2 separate regions of the Homo sapiens genome follow, and region 2 is linked to region 1. A link is a contact called in ENCODE Hi-C or POLR2A ChIA-PET data. All regions are on one chromosome and are shown on one strand. Each heading gives the region's core, a stretch centred on a gene start or an enhancer-like site at or near the end of the contact. The rest is flanking DNA. Distances are from core to core; before and after follow the strand shown. Region 1 has its middle 23 kb from the start of FAM78A. Region 2 overlaps RAPGEF1 (Rap guanine nucleotide exchange factor 1).

Region 1 (5,811 bases), core at 1,015-3,514:
AGATGGAGTCTCGCTCTGTCGCCCAGGCTGGAGTGCAGTGGCACGATCTCGGCTCACTGCAAGCTCTGCCTCCCGGGTTCACGCCATTCTCCTGCCTCAGCCTCCTGAGTAGCTGGGACTACAGGCGCCCGCCACCATGCCCGGCTAATTTTTTTGTATTTTTAGTAGAGACGGGGTTTCACCGTGTTAGCCAGGATGGTCTCGATCTCCTGACCTCGTGATCCGCCCGCCTCGGCCTCCCAAAGTGCTGGCATTACAGGCGTGAGCCACCACGCCCGGCCAAAAGGGCAAACTCTTAGAGTGGAGTGCTGGCTGCCAGGGGCTGGAAAGAGAGGAGAAGGGGGAACTGTCCTTTAATGTGTGTAGTTTCAGATTTGTAGGATGAAAAAGTTCTGCAGCTCCGGGAAGGTGACTGCCTGCCAAGGAGGCAGGCGGCCAGCCACAGTTCTGACTCCAGGAGCCACATGTACCTATGCCTTTTTTTTGGGACAGAGTCTCGCTGTTTTTGCCTGGGCTGGAGTGCAATGGCGAAATCTCGGCTCACTGCAACCTCCGCCTCCCGGGTTCCAGCAATTCTCCTACTTCAGCCTCCTGAGTAGCTGAGATTACAGGAGCCTGCCACCACCCTGGCTAATTTTTGTATTTTTAGTAGAGATGGGGTTTCACCATGTTGGCCAGGCTGGTCTCGAACTCCTCACTTCAGGTGATCCACCCGCCGCGGCCTTTCAAAGTGCTGGGATTATAGGCGTGAGCCACCGCACCCGGCCGCACCTATGCTTTTGATGATGAGTCCAATGACAGTGATTGCGGTTAACACGGATCAAACCTTAGGCACTGGCTGCCCACCTCGGTCAGGCTGCAACCAGGAAGGAGGCAGCCCACCCTCCAAGGGACACGTGGTCCACATGAGCAGCTCGGCCAGGGGCCTTTCTTCCACCCACCTCATCTATCTGCCTCATTTATACCAAGTGGGCCCGGGACAGATGCCGGCCACGGCGCTGCACAGCCTCAAAGCATGTCCAGCAAGATGGCCTGTGGGGTGGGGGACCTCACCCCTTGTATTGTTTTGTCCTCTCAAAGTCTCAGCTAAAATTGGGGCAGCAAATAAAAGCTTTTTGGGCGGTGGGGGGTGGGGCAGGGATCGGGTCTCGCTGTGTGACCCAGGCTGGAGTGCAGTGGTGCAATCACAGCTCACTGCAGCCTTGAACTCCTGGGCTCAAGCAATCCTCCTGACTCAGCCTCCGGAGGAGCTGGGATTACAGGCATGCCCCATCACGCTGGGCTAATTTTTTCTATTTTTTGTAGAGATCAGGGTCTTACTATGTTGCCCAGGCTGGTCTCCACTCCTGGGCTCAAGTAATCCTCCTGCCTTGGCCTCCCAAAGTGGTGGGATTACAGGCATGAGCCGTGGCGCCCAGTCAAGAAAACCATTTTATCATCCTGTTACAACAAGGTCAATAATAGGTGTTAGCTATTGGCGGTTCTGTGCTGAGGGCCTTGCCTGATGACCCCCCGGAACCCTCCTCCCTGTGAGGAAAGCGTAACCCTGTCTTGCAGATGAGGAAACCGAGGCTCAGTGGTGCCGCCGAATCACTCGGATTTGCTAAGCGCTTACTCTGGGCTGGGCACTTGTCCAGAAGCTCAGGACCATCGGCTTCACGTGCCTCCGCAATCTCGTGAGGTGAGGAACCACCTCCGTCCCCACTCCATGTCCTAGGAAACCGAGACCTGAGAGGAGGGGGACTTGCTCAAGGTCACAGCCGTAGAGGCACCGCCCGCCCAGGAGGGCTCACATGACCCTCTCCGGCCTCCAGGCCCAGCTGCAAGAGGAAGCACCGTCCTGGGGAGCCCGGAGACCCAGGCCCCCCTCACAGGCGAGGGGCTGGCACGCGGCCTCTGGAGGAACTTCTGGCCTTCACCGTCTCCGCCTGGTCACTCGTCAATGGCCGGCTGCCTTCTGGAAAGCTGCTGCTGCGCGACAGTGACCCTGGGTGGAGTGAGGCATCCACGGGTGCTCGCTCCCAGAGATGGAGGCCGGAGCCCTGAGCAGAGGCGCCGGCTGTGCCCCGGTCCTCTGTGGCCCCCAGGGCTGCAGAGCTGGGCAGGTCGATTCCCTTGTCACTCCTAAAAGAACATTTGAAGCCCCCAGCAGGCTGGTGTGGGCACCCCAGTTCCTCAGCTACTCTGGGCTCTCCTTCCCCAGAGGCTGTGGGACCTGCCTTCCGGCCTCCGTCACATGACCGCACAGCGAGGAGGCGCTTCTGTGAACCAGGAGGTGGCCCTCACCACGCAGAAACTGTGGGCGCCTTCATCTTGGACTTCCAGCCTCCAGAACTGTGAAGGATTGGTTTCTGTGGTTGACGAGGCATCCGGTCTATGGTTACTTTATTCTAGAGCCCAACTGGGCCAAGGTGATTGTACGTATCTGTGAATATACTAAAACCATAGAACCGTACACTTTCTATTTGCTTTTATTTTGTGAGACAGGGACTCACTGTCGCCCAGCTGGAGTGCGGTGGCACGATCAGGGCTCGCTGCAGCCTCGACCTCCCACCTCATTCTCCTGAGTAGCTGGGATGACGAGAATGTGCCACCGCGCCCAGCTAATTTTTGTTGTTGTTGTTAGCTTTTTGAGATGGAGTCTCACTCTGTCACCCAGGCTGGAGTGCAGTGGCACAATCTCGGCTCACTGCAACCTCTGCCTCCCGGGTTCAAGCAATTCTCTGACTCAGCCTCCCGAGTAGCTGGGGTTACAGGCGCCCGCCATCACACTCAGCTAATTTTTGTATTTTTAGTAGAGACAGGGTTTCTCCCTCTTGGCCAAGCTGGTCTTGAACTCCTGACCTTGTGATCCACCTGCCTCAGCCTCCCAGAGTGCTGGGATTACAGGCATGAGCCACTGAGTCTGGCCTATGCCTGGCTAATTTTTAAGTTTTTTTGTAGAGATGGGGTCTCACTATGTTGCCCAGGCTGGTCTCAAACTCCTGAGCCCAAGATCCTCCCACTTCGGTCTCCCAGAGTGCTGGGATTACAGGCAGGAGCCACTGCACCGGCCAGAACCGTACACTTTTTTTTTTTTTTTTAAATGGAGTCTTTGTCACCCAGGCTGGAGTGCAGTGGTGCAATCTCACTGTAACCTCTACCTCTCAGGTTCAAGTGATTCACCTGCCTCAGCCTCCTGAGTAACTGGGATTACAGGCGTGTGCCACCATGCCCTGCTAATTTTTGTATTTTTTTCAGTAGAGACAGGAGTTCGCCATGTTGACCAGGCTGGTCTTGAACTCCTGACTTCAGGTGATCTGCCCGCCTTGGCCTCCCAAAGTGCTGGGATTACAGGCAGGAGCCACCACACCCAGCCAGAACCGTACTTTAAATAGGTGAGTTGTGTGGTATGTGAACTGTATCCCAATAAAGCTGAGGTAAAGCATTTTAATACGTTTGTGTGACTGTCTGACCAGCATTCAGTCTGCATTTGTCATGGATGCTGAGAATCCCACATCACTAAGCCAGGCCCCTGTGGTCTAGATGTTGCAGAAGAATTGAGCCGTATTTAGAGAGAAGAGTCCCTGGTCTCTGAGCTAAGCCCTGGTGCTCAGTGTGATTATTCTGGGGGCTCCATTTGCATGTTTAACACGGAGCACAACTGCTATGCCTTTGCTGGGCCCCGGACCGGGGAGGACAGGGTAAGTGTGCGTGTCTCTGGCCTGACGATTAGGAAACTCAGGCATGTGAGGTTGAGCGACAAGCCTGGCCTCACTCAGCAAGGCAAGTGGCAGCCAGGAATAGTGCAGGGCTCCCAGCTGTGTCTGGCCCGCCGTAAACACCCACCCTTCTTCTGTCTGATTGAAAAGGGAACATGAAATAAGAACCAGGGCTCAGGCTGATACAGGAACTAATCCTGCCTCTGCATTCCAAGTCGTGCCGTCTGGGCCTGAAGGGAGCTGGGCTGGCCTTCGCCAGTTCCCATGTTGATTTCGGGTTCACCTCCCTGCACACAGGCACAGAGATGGAGTTCATTCACTCCGACGTGTTCGCTTGCATTTAGTAGTTTCCATCGGCCGGGCGCAGTGGCTCAAGCCTGTAATCCCAGCACTTTGGGAGGCCGAGGCGGGCAGATCACTGAGGTCAGGAGTTCGAGACCAGCCTGGCCAACGTGGTGAAACCCCATCTCTACTAAAAATATAAAAATTAGCCGGGCGTGGCGTGGAGCGCCTGTAATCCCAGCTAGTCAGGAGGCTGAGGCAGAATTGCTTGAACCCGGGAGGCAGAAGTTGCAGTGAGCTGAGATTGCACCATTCCACTCCAGCCTAGGGGACAAGAGTGAAACTCCGTCTCAAAAAAAAAAAGTTTCCATCGTCCAGGGTCAACAGGGCTGCTAAGGACTCGGACTCAGCGTCATGCCGAGGAACCTTAGCAACAGGACAGCTGAGGGCAGTCTGGTAGAACTGGGGTACCAGAAGGCTGGGGTGTCATAGAAGGAGCTGAGACAAAGCACGGGGTCAAAGGCCGGGTGTTTGAAACCAGCCTAGCTCTGCATCTTCCCAGAAAAGTGACCTTTGGCAAGCCCCTTGGTCCCTTCTGTGGGGCAGCGTCCTCACTGATTGAAGGGGAAGAGCATACTTGAAGGGTCAGCAGTGGCAGGAAGGGGCCTGGACAGCACCGGAGTGGCTGGTTGTGCCCTGTGATCCTGATGGGCAATTTTTGGACTGTCACACAGTAAAATATTTGCTTTCATCCTATGCCCAGACCCCAACCAGGTGGGAAGCCATTTCTGTGGGGGCGCCCAAGCAGGATAGAGGATGACCAAGAGAACCACCAAGCCAGAGGCGACAGAAGATCACCTGGGCTGTTAGAAACCTCCGAGGGCCTGCAAGCGCCACAGGCCATCACACTTTTTTTTTTTTTTTTTTAGATGGAGCCTCACTCTGTCACCCAGGCTCTGGAGTGTAGTGGTACAGTCTCGGCTCACTCCAACGTCTGCCTCCTGGGTTCAAGCGATTCTCCTGCCTCAGCCTCCTGAGTAGTTAGGATTATAGGCACCCGCCACCATGCCTGGCTAATTTTTGTATTTTTAGTAGAGACAGGGTTTCACCATGTCGGTCAGGCTGGTCTTGAACTCCTGACCTCGTGATCCACCCACCTTGGCCTCCCAAAGTTCTGGGATTACAGGCGTGAGCCACCGCACCCCGCCAGGCCATCAGCTTTTTTGTTTCCTGATGAAACTGTCTTCTTTTGGGCTCCAAGAGGGGCTTTCCTGTTTGGCCTCATGGCCCAGACTACAGCAAGTCTCTGTCCCATTTAAAACAGCCCCAGAGCAGAAGAGGCTCTCCTGAGAAGTGACTTTGAAAGTGGGAGGTGGAGATGTTATGGGGTCGCTGTGCAGCTGCTTCTCCCAGACCCTGGATGTCTCAGGCAGGTGAGCCTGGCCTGGCCCAGACAGCCGGCTCTCCCAGGCCCAGATCCTGGAGAGGAACCCGTGACAGCTGGGCAGAATCTACTGTCTGTGCCTCTTCTCCCAGTCTGGACTTCTAAATTTCACCTGCTGTCAGCTGGAGAGGCTGGAGGGCTTCCACTCTGTGACTAAATGCCACTTGGAATCCACTTTACTCACAACTCCCTCCTTGTACATTTCCCTCTCGAAACTGTTACCCACAGATTCAGCTGCGTCTCCCCATCTCCCGTCTCACTGCGCCTCTGCATGAAGGCTTTGCTCTCCTGAGCTTCTGAAACCCTGCTATCAGGTTAGGCCTGCATCCCATTCTCTGTACACACACACACACACACACACACACACACACACACACACACACA
Region 2 (5,923 bases), core at 748-3,247, 400 kb after region 1:
TTGAGCCCAGGAGTTAGAGGCTACAGTGAGCACTGCGCTCCAGCCTGGGCAACAGAGCGAGACCCTGTCTCAAAAAAATAAAGGCTTGGGGGACAAGTTCCCTGAGGACTGTACCTGTCTTGTTCATGCCTGTTTTCCCAGTGCTGACATGGCAGTTGGCCCATAGAAGATAATCAGTAAACATATATTCAACAAATGAAGAAACCAACCAACAACAAAAATATCCCAGGAAGAAGACTGCTTCTTTTAGTAACAGCAGAAATACTTGAAATTGGCTGAAAATTAAGCAACAAAACACTGTCCTACGCAATGGAAAAATAAATACCTGTAGTTTTAAAAATAAAAAGCACTCCCTCTGTCAAGTTTTTCCAGCAATTTAGTACAACAAAACAAACCAGAAAACCAAACAAAACAACCCTCCAAATAAATAGCACGGCACCTTGCACTACATGGCTCTCACTCTGTCTACTATTGCTGCACGTGACTTAACAAGGCCAAAGTTCAGTTCCCTTGCTAAAGACCTTCCAGGTGGCCAGGCAGGATCAGATAAACTACCTGCCCTTTGCAAATTACCTAGGCACCCACTGCGCTCTGGACCAAAGAGAAAAGCCAGGGCCTGACCCGCATTCACATGTGGTCAAACCAAACAGCTTCACAGCTGTGTGATGGCCAGAGCTGCAGAAAGCCCTTCTTAGTCCCCAGATGGGGACACAAGTCAACAGGAAGCTGCTGCACCTGGCTAGCTCACCTGGAACAGCTCAACAGGGTCAGGAGGCTCTCAACACCAGCCCTCATATGTCAGCAGTCATCCCTCGCATTCAAATGAACTGGGATGGTGTGACTTCTCCCGCTCCCCTCTGTCCTGCCTCTTCTCTCTCTTCACCCAAGCAGGGTGGATCCCATTTACAGTTTATACTTCCTTCTTTATACTTCAACATGGATGTGAACAGTCTAATCCTTCATGTGATGCTTAAGAGGGTGTGCACTGTTAGCCAGGCCTGGTGGTACATGCCTATAGTCCCAGCTACTCGGGAGGCTGAGGCAGGAGAATGGCGTGAATCCAGGAGGCAGAGCATGCAGTGCAAGATTGCACCACTGCACTCCAGCCTGGGCGACTGCCACCACGCCTGGCTAATTTTTTTGTATTTTTAGTAGAGACGGGGTGTCACCGTGTTAGCCAGGATGGTCTCGATCTCCTGACCTCGTGATCCACCTGCCTTGGCCTCCCAAAGTGCTGAGATTACAGGTGTGAGCCACCGCGCCCGGCCAAAAAATTTTCTAAAAGGGGGGTGTGCACTGGAGTCAGAATGTTTGCATTCAAATACTTAGATATCATCTCTCTAAATCTTTCCCTTATTTTGTCTGGAAAATGAGTGAGATAACATTATATTTCTTGAGATGGCTGATGTGATGTAGATTAAATGAGATATTTACTGTGGATAATACAATAAGGTATTTCACAAAATGCCTGGCACACGGCACCCGCTCAACACAAGGAGCTTGGATGCATAGCAAGGTCGATAGATACCGAATTCTTATTTCCCAGCTGCTTCCAGATCTTCATCCAGTTATTCTGCAACACTGAACATTTAACTCACTATTCTAAGTAAATGAGACCTTATAAATGCCCACTCTTCTCTTCCTTTGGCACTGAACCAGAAGTCTCAATCTGGCTTTTAGCCTATTAGTCTATTTCCCTCTTTGGTTTAACCTGCCTCCCTGCATACGGATCCTATTGCTGTCCCTACTCCATGTCTTCTGATGGCAGCCCCACAGTGTCCCTAAAAGACACAGCCTCTTCCCTCACCAGGCAGGTTCCCAAGTCAGATGGGCTGTCAGAGCAGTTTCCTAATCCATGTGACTTGTATCCTGTTGAGTAGGACTGAAGCAGGGAAAGCAGACACAAATGGGGAAGTCTGGGCAGGATGCGTGGGTTCTCTGGTGCTCAAAGATCTTCAGGCTGGGTGAGCCAACTTCCGCTTTCTCCACTGTCTACTGCCCTGAGTTGCTGTTCAGGCAGGCATGGGGCTGAGGAGCTGGCAAGATTCACAACTGCGCCGTCATGACCACGGCGGAACTGGGGTAGACAAGTGAGGTGTAGAGGTCGATCACCAAAAAACCCTCTCAGGTTCATGCAAGGGCAGGGACCAACTAAGGGCACTTCTGCCTATGAGCTGTTGATGGAACTCAAGAGGTTTATTATTGCACTCACAATTCTTGTCTGCCTTGGGCAAGGCTGGGAAAACATGTCAGCACCTAAAGACAGTGCAATGCCTACCAATAAATCTCCCTCCTCAGGGTATCCACCTCAGCACAGCCAGCTCTAGCACAAGAAGCCATAAATCAGGCAGAGAGAAGAGATTCTTTCAAATGACAACCAACCTTCTCAACGCTGGAAATCGAGGACAGCACTAACTAGGACAGTATGTTTGTCACATCCTTCTTGAAACCTTGGGTTAGCAGCACAGGCTTCAGGTGATTCTCAAGGTCATTCACACTATGCCTTTGAGTGCTGAGGAGGTACTATAATGCTTTGCGATAGCAGGGTGGGGAGGAAACGACAGGTGCCCTCACATGAACACTGCTGTTAGGGCAATCTCGCCAACGGCTCCAGACAGGCAGGCAGACAGACAGACAGACAGACAGATGCACTCTCCCTGCCCCTTTCTCATGCACGTCAATCATCTGGGATGGAGGGCGACGTGAAGGGAGTGTTCCCACATGACTGCTGCGTCGCAGGCAGTGCCACCAACTGCTCTCTTGCTATTCCCCTGCTTTTCACACTTAGGAAGTTACACTGTAGAATTTGTATATGCGTCTCTTTAGTAATTTTCTAGAATTGAAGTTAAAACAAAAAATTTAAAGATTTCATACAAATATATATATGTACAAGTTATAGAGAATGAATCAAATCCAGGCACCCACCATCTGGCCTAGCAAACAGAACCTTCTGCAGCGATGGAGGCGGCCGGTACCTGAACTGTCTAACACGACAGGCACTAGTGGCTACTGAGGCCTGATTGTGGCTGCTGTGGCTGAGGCACTGAACTGTGAGTTAACTGTGTAAACAGCCCCTGGGGCTGGTGACTGGCACACTGGATGGTGCAGCTCGAGAAGCGGATGGATTCCACTGGTGCTGCCATGTGCTCCTCTACAGCCACATCTCTTCCCTACAGGCAGCCCGACTCTGACTTTCAGACTTATCATCCCTTACTTTTCAGGATAGTTTATATCGACATATACAGTTTAACTTATAAGTTTGTGAACGTTACCTAAGTGATGGCATATTGTAAAGATTCTCACGCTCTTGTTTTTTACTCAATAGCAGGCCTGACACTCAGGCATGCTGGGGTGTATCAGTGATTTCGTTTTCAATGCTGAGAAATTCCGTAGATTCCATAATCCCAGCTTTATTTATCTGCTCTCCTGTCAGTGGACACTGGGTCGCTTCCAGCATTTTTGCTTTAATAAACAATGCTGCTCATACATGTCTCCTGGAACACATGCCAACAGTCCTCTAAGAGCAGAACGGCTGGATTGTAGGGTATATGCCACATTGATTCTTACAGATATTGCAAAACAATTCTCCCAAGTGGCTATGCCACTTTACAGTCCCACTAGCAAGGTTGGGAGAGTCCTAGTTGCTCCATATTCCTCCCGGCACCTGGGGTTGCCAGACATGCAAACTTTCCCACATGGCCATGTCTAAGAAAGGACACAAAAGTCCTCCTTCACCTGGAAATGCCATATGCTGGTGTATTTTATTGTGATCTATCTAATCTGTGAGAGCAACTTCAAGTTCACCTGAACTTGAGAACAGAAAGCCTCAGACTCTTGCTCCATGTTACATTTACCCCAAGGTCAGAGACTCCCAGTGACTAATCTGCTAGTCATTCCTTCCAGAGGAAGGGTGGCTTATATGAGCTTACAAACAATTTCTGTATAAATTGACTGTGATGTTACCAACAGCAGCCACTTTCTTGGGCAACCATCGCAGGCTACAGATCTGGCTGTCGGATGAATGTCCTTCTCTACCGAGAGAGAAAGAGGATGGGCCGGAGGAGAGGATGTAGCCTGCTCACAGAATCATGTCTCAACAGAAAACCAAGCAGAGCAAAAAGACATCAAAGCCAACCCAATTTCTTCAAGTGGTCTGCCAGATGCCAATATTTCATTCTTAAATTTTTAACTTGCCCCTCGGCCAGGCTTAACAATGGTCTCTGCCTGTTGCTGACAAATGTGGCTATCAACTGGCCTTCTTTCTGTGTCATTTGTAGCAGCAGCTGGGTTCCCAACTTAGCAGTGGTTTCTGTCTCAACTTAATCTCTCACCAGGGATGGTGGGGAGTCTCTAAACATCAACCACACGGGATCACAAAGTCAAGGGCAAGGTGGACAACTTTGAGGCAGCCAATCTTGAGAAACGCTGTGGCTAATTCCTCATTCCCTGTCTTCTACTGGGCTCAGAAGTCGAGCACTGGGAAGGATTTAGAGATCACTTACTTAATAAACATTCCCCATTTTCCAAATGCATAAAAAGGACAAATGGAGTGGAGGCGTGATTGAGGACATTAGGAAAAGCTTTTTTAAAGATGAGGATTTCCAATTTTTTAAAAGTCTTTTCACTTGTCTAGGATTTTGTGGACCGCAAGGTAAAGATGGAGACAGAGGGCTATGGGCACAGGAGGCAGCAGAGCTGAAGTCTGTGGCTTTTTTTTTAAATCTATTTATTTATTTTATCTTGAGACCAGGTTACGAGACTGGCTAATTTTTGTATTTTTGGTAGAGACAGGGTTTCGCCATGTTGCCTAGGTTGGTCTCGAACTCCTGGGCTCAAGGGATCCTCCCATCTCAGCCTCCCAAAGTGCTGGGACTACAGGTGTGAGCCATCACGCCAGGCCTGTGTGTCTTTGTTTTAACTTCAGCTCGGCCACTAACCTGGGCAAACTTTTTACCCGAGCCTCCGGTTCCTCACCTAGAGGAAAGCCATAGCCACAGACCTAGCTCCTCCTCAGGTAATTGTGGAGATTAAATGTGACCCGTGTGTAAAGCATGTAGCCAAGGACCTGATATATAGCAAATACTTAATACATGGCAGCTATTATTGTCATGTGATAACCTCGTCAGGTCTCTGCCAACACTTAAAAAGGCAAAAGCTAAAAATAACCCCAGTCTAGTCGAGCCAAAAGCAACCTGGAGTTATATTTTTCTTTTTTTTTGATATGGAGTCTCGCTCTGTCGCCCAGGCTGGAGTGCAGTGGCGTGATCTCGGCTCACTGCAAGCTCCACCTCCTGGGTTCACGCCATTCTCCTGCCTCAGCCTCCTGAGTAGCTGGAACTACAGGCGCCCGCCACCACGCCCGGCTAATTTTTTGTATTTTCAGTAGAGACGGGGTTTCACCGTGTTAGCCAGGATGGTCTCGATCTCCTGACTCCGTGATCCGCCCGCCTCGGCCTCGCAAAGTGCTGGGATTACAGGCATGAGGCACTGCACCCGGCCTGGAGTTATATTTTTCTAACAACTTTAACATGGAAAGATCCTCTGTCTTACTTAATATACAACTATTCCTGTTAAAACAGAGGGAAAACAATATTTGAAGTTTTGCAATTCCAAAGACTCTTTTGTTATGAAAATCCATTCCTACTACCCAATTGTTCAGGAAGTCTACTGGATAACTATGACACTGCTAATGGGAATATTAAGCCTATCTTTTAAAAAATTTTCAAACAATCTCATTATAAAAATCCAAGCACTGTAAAAATATATAACGTAGACGGTAAACATTTCTCATAATTCCACACACAGCAGAAATATTTTTTCACTTTTTTTTTTTTTAAACAACAAGCCATTGTGGGCATTTTCCCATGTGAGTGCAGTTAATGGCTGCATGATGCTCTGCTGGACGGCAACCACAGTGTATTTA

The links. A loop is a pair of places that touch in the nucleus more often than their neighbours do. ChIA-PET counts read pairs that join two places held with the same protein, here RNA polymerase II (POLR2A). Pooled maps may share reads with other maps.
Region 2: a loop to region 1 is called in a pooled map, with 3 times the contacts of the local background. The contact joins two enhancer-like sites. A Hi-C loop is called at or near these places in 1 of 37 single-sample maps with no recorded cell type and 5 of 50 pooled maps. POLR2A ChIA-PET finds 5 or more read pairs at or near these places in 1 of 52 experiments (activated B cell).

What each region holds. Positions count from the first base shown.
Region 1 is chr9:131,250,492-131,256,302 of GRCh38, forward strand. No RefSeq gene overlaps it. Among named protein-coding and RNA genes, the nearest start is that of FAM78A, 23 kb to the right of the region's middle. RefSeq lists a silencer at 2,123-2,439 and enhancers at 2,146-2,195, 3,391-3,892, 5,449-5,598. Within about 2 kb of position 2,265, at least 19 of the 41 ENCODE cell types and tissues checked have a DNase peak (open chromatin) inside an H3K27ac peak, as active enhancers do.
Region 2 is chr9:131,654,619-131,660,541 of GRCh38, forward strand. All of the region lies in intron 1 of RAPGEF1 (Rap guanine nucleotide exchange factor 1), which reads right to left. Among named protein-coding and RNA genes, the nearest start is that of RAPGEF1, 82 kb to the right of the region's middle. RefSeq lists enhancers at 665-1,165, 2,333-2,412, 4,747-5,280, 5,281-5,813. Within about 2 kb of position 1,998, at least 29 of the 41 ENCODE cell types and tissues checked have a DNase peak (open chromatin) inside an H3K27ac peak, as active enhancers do.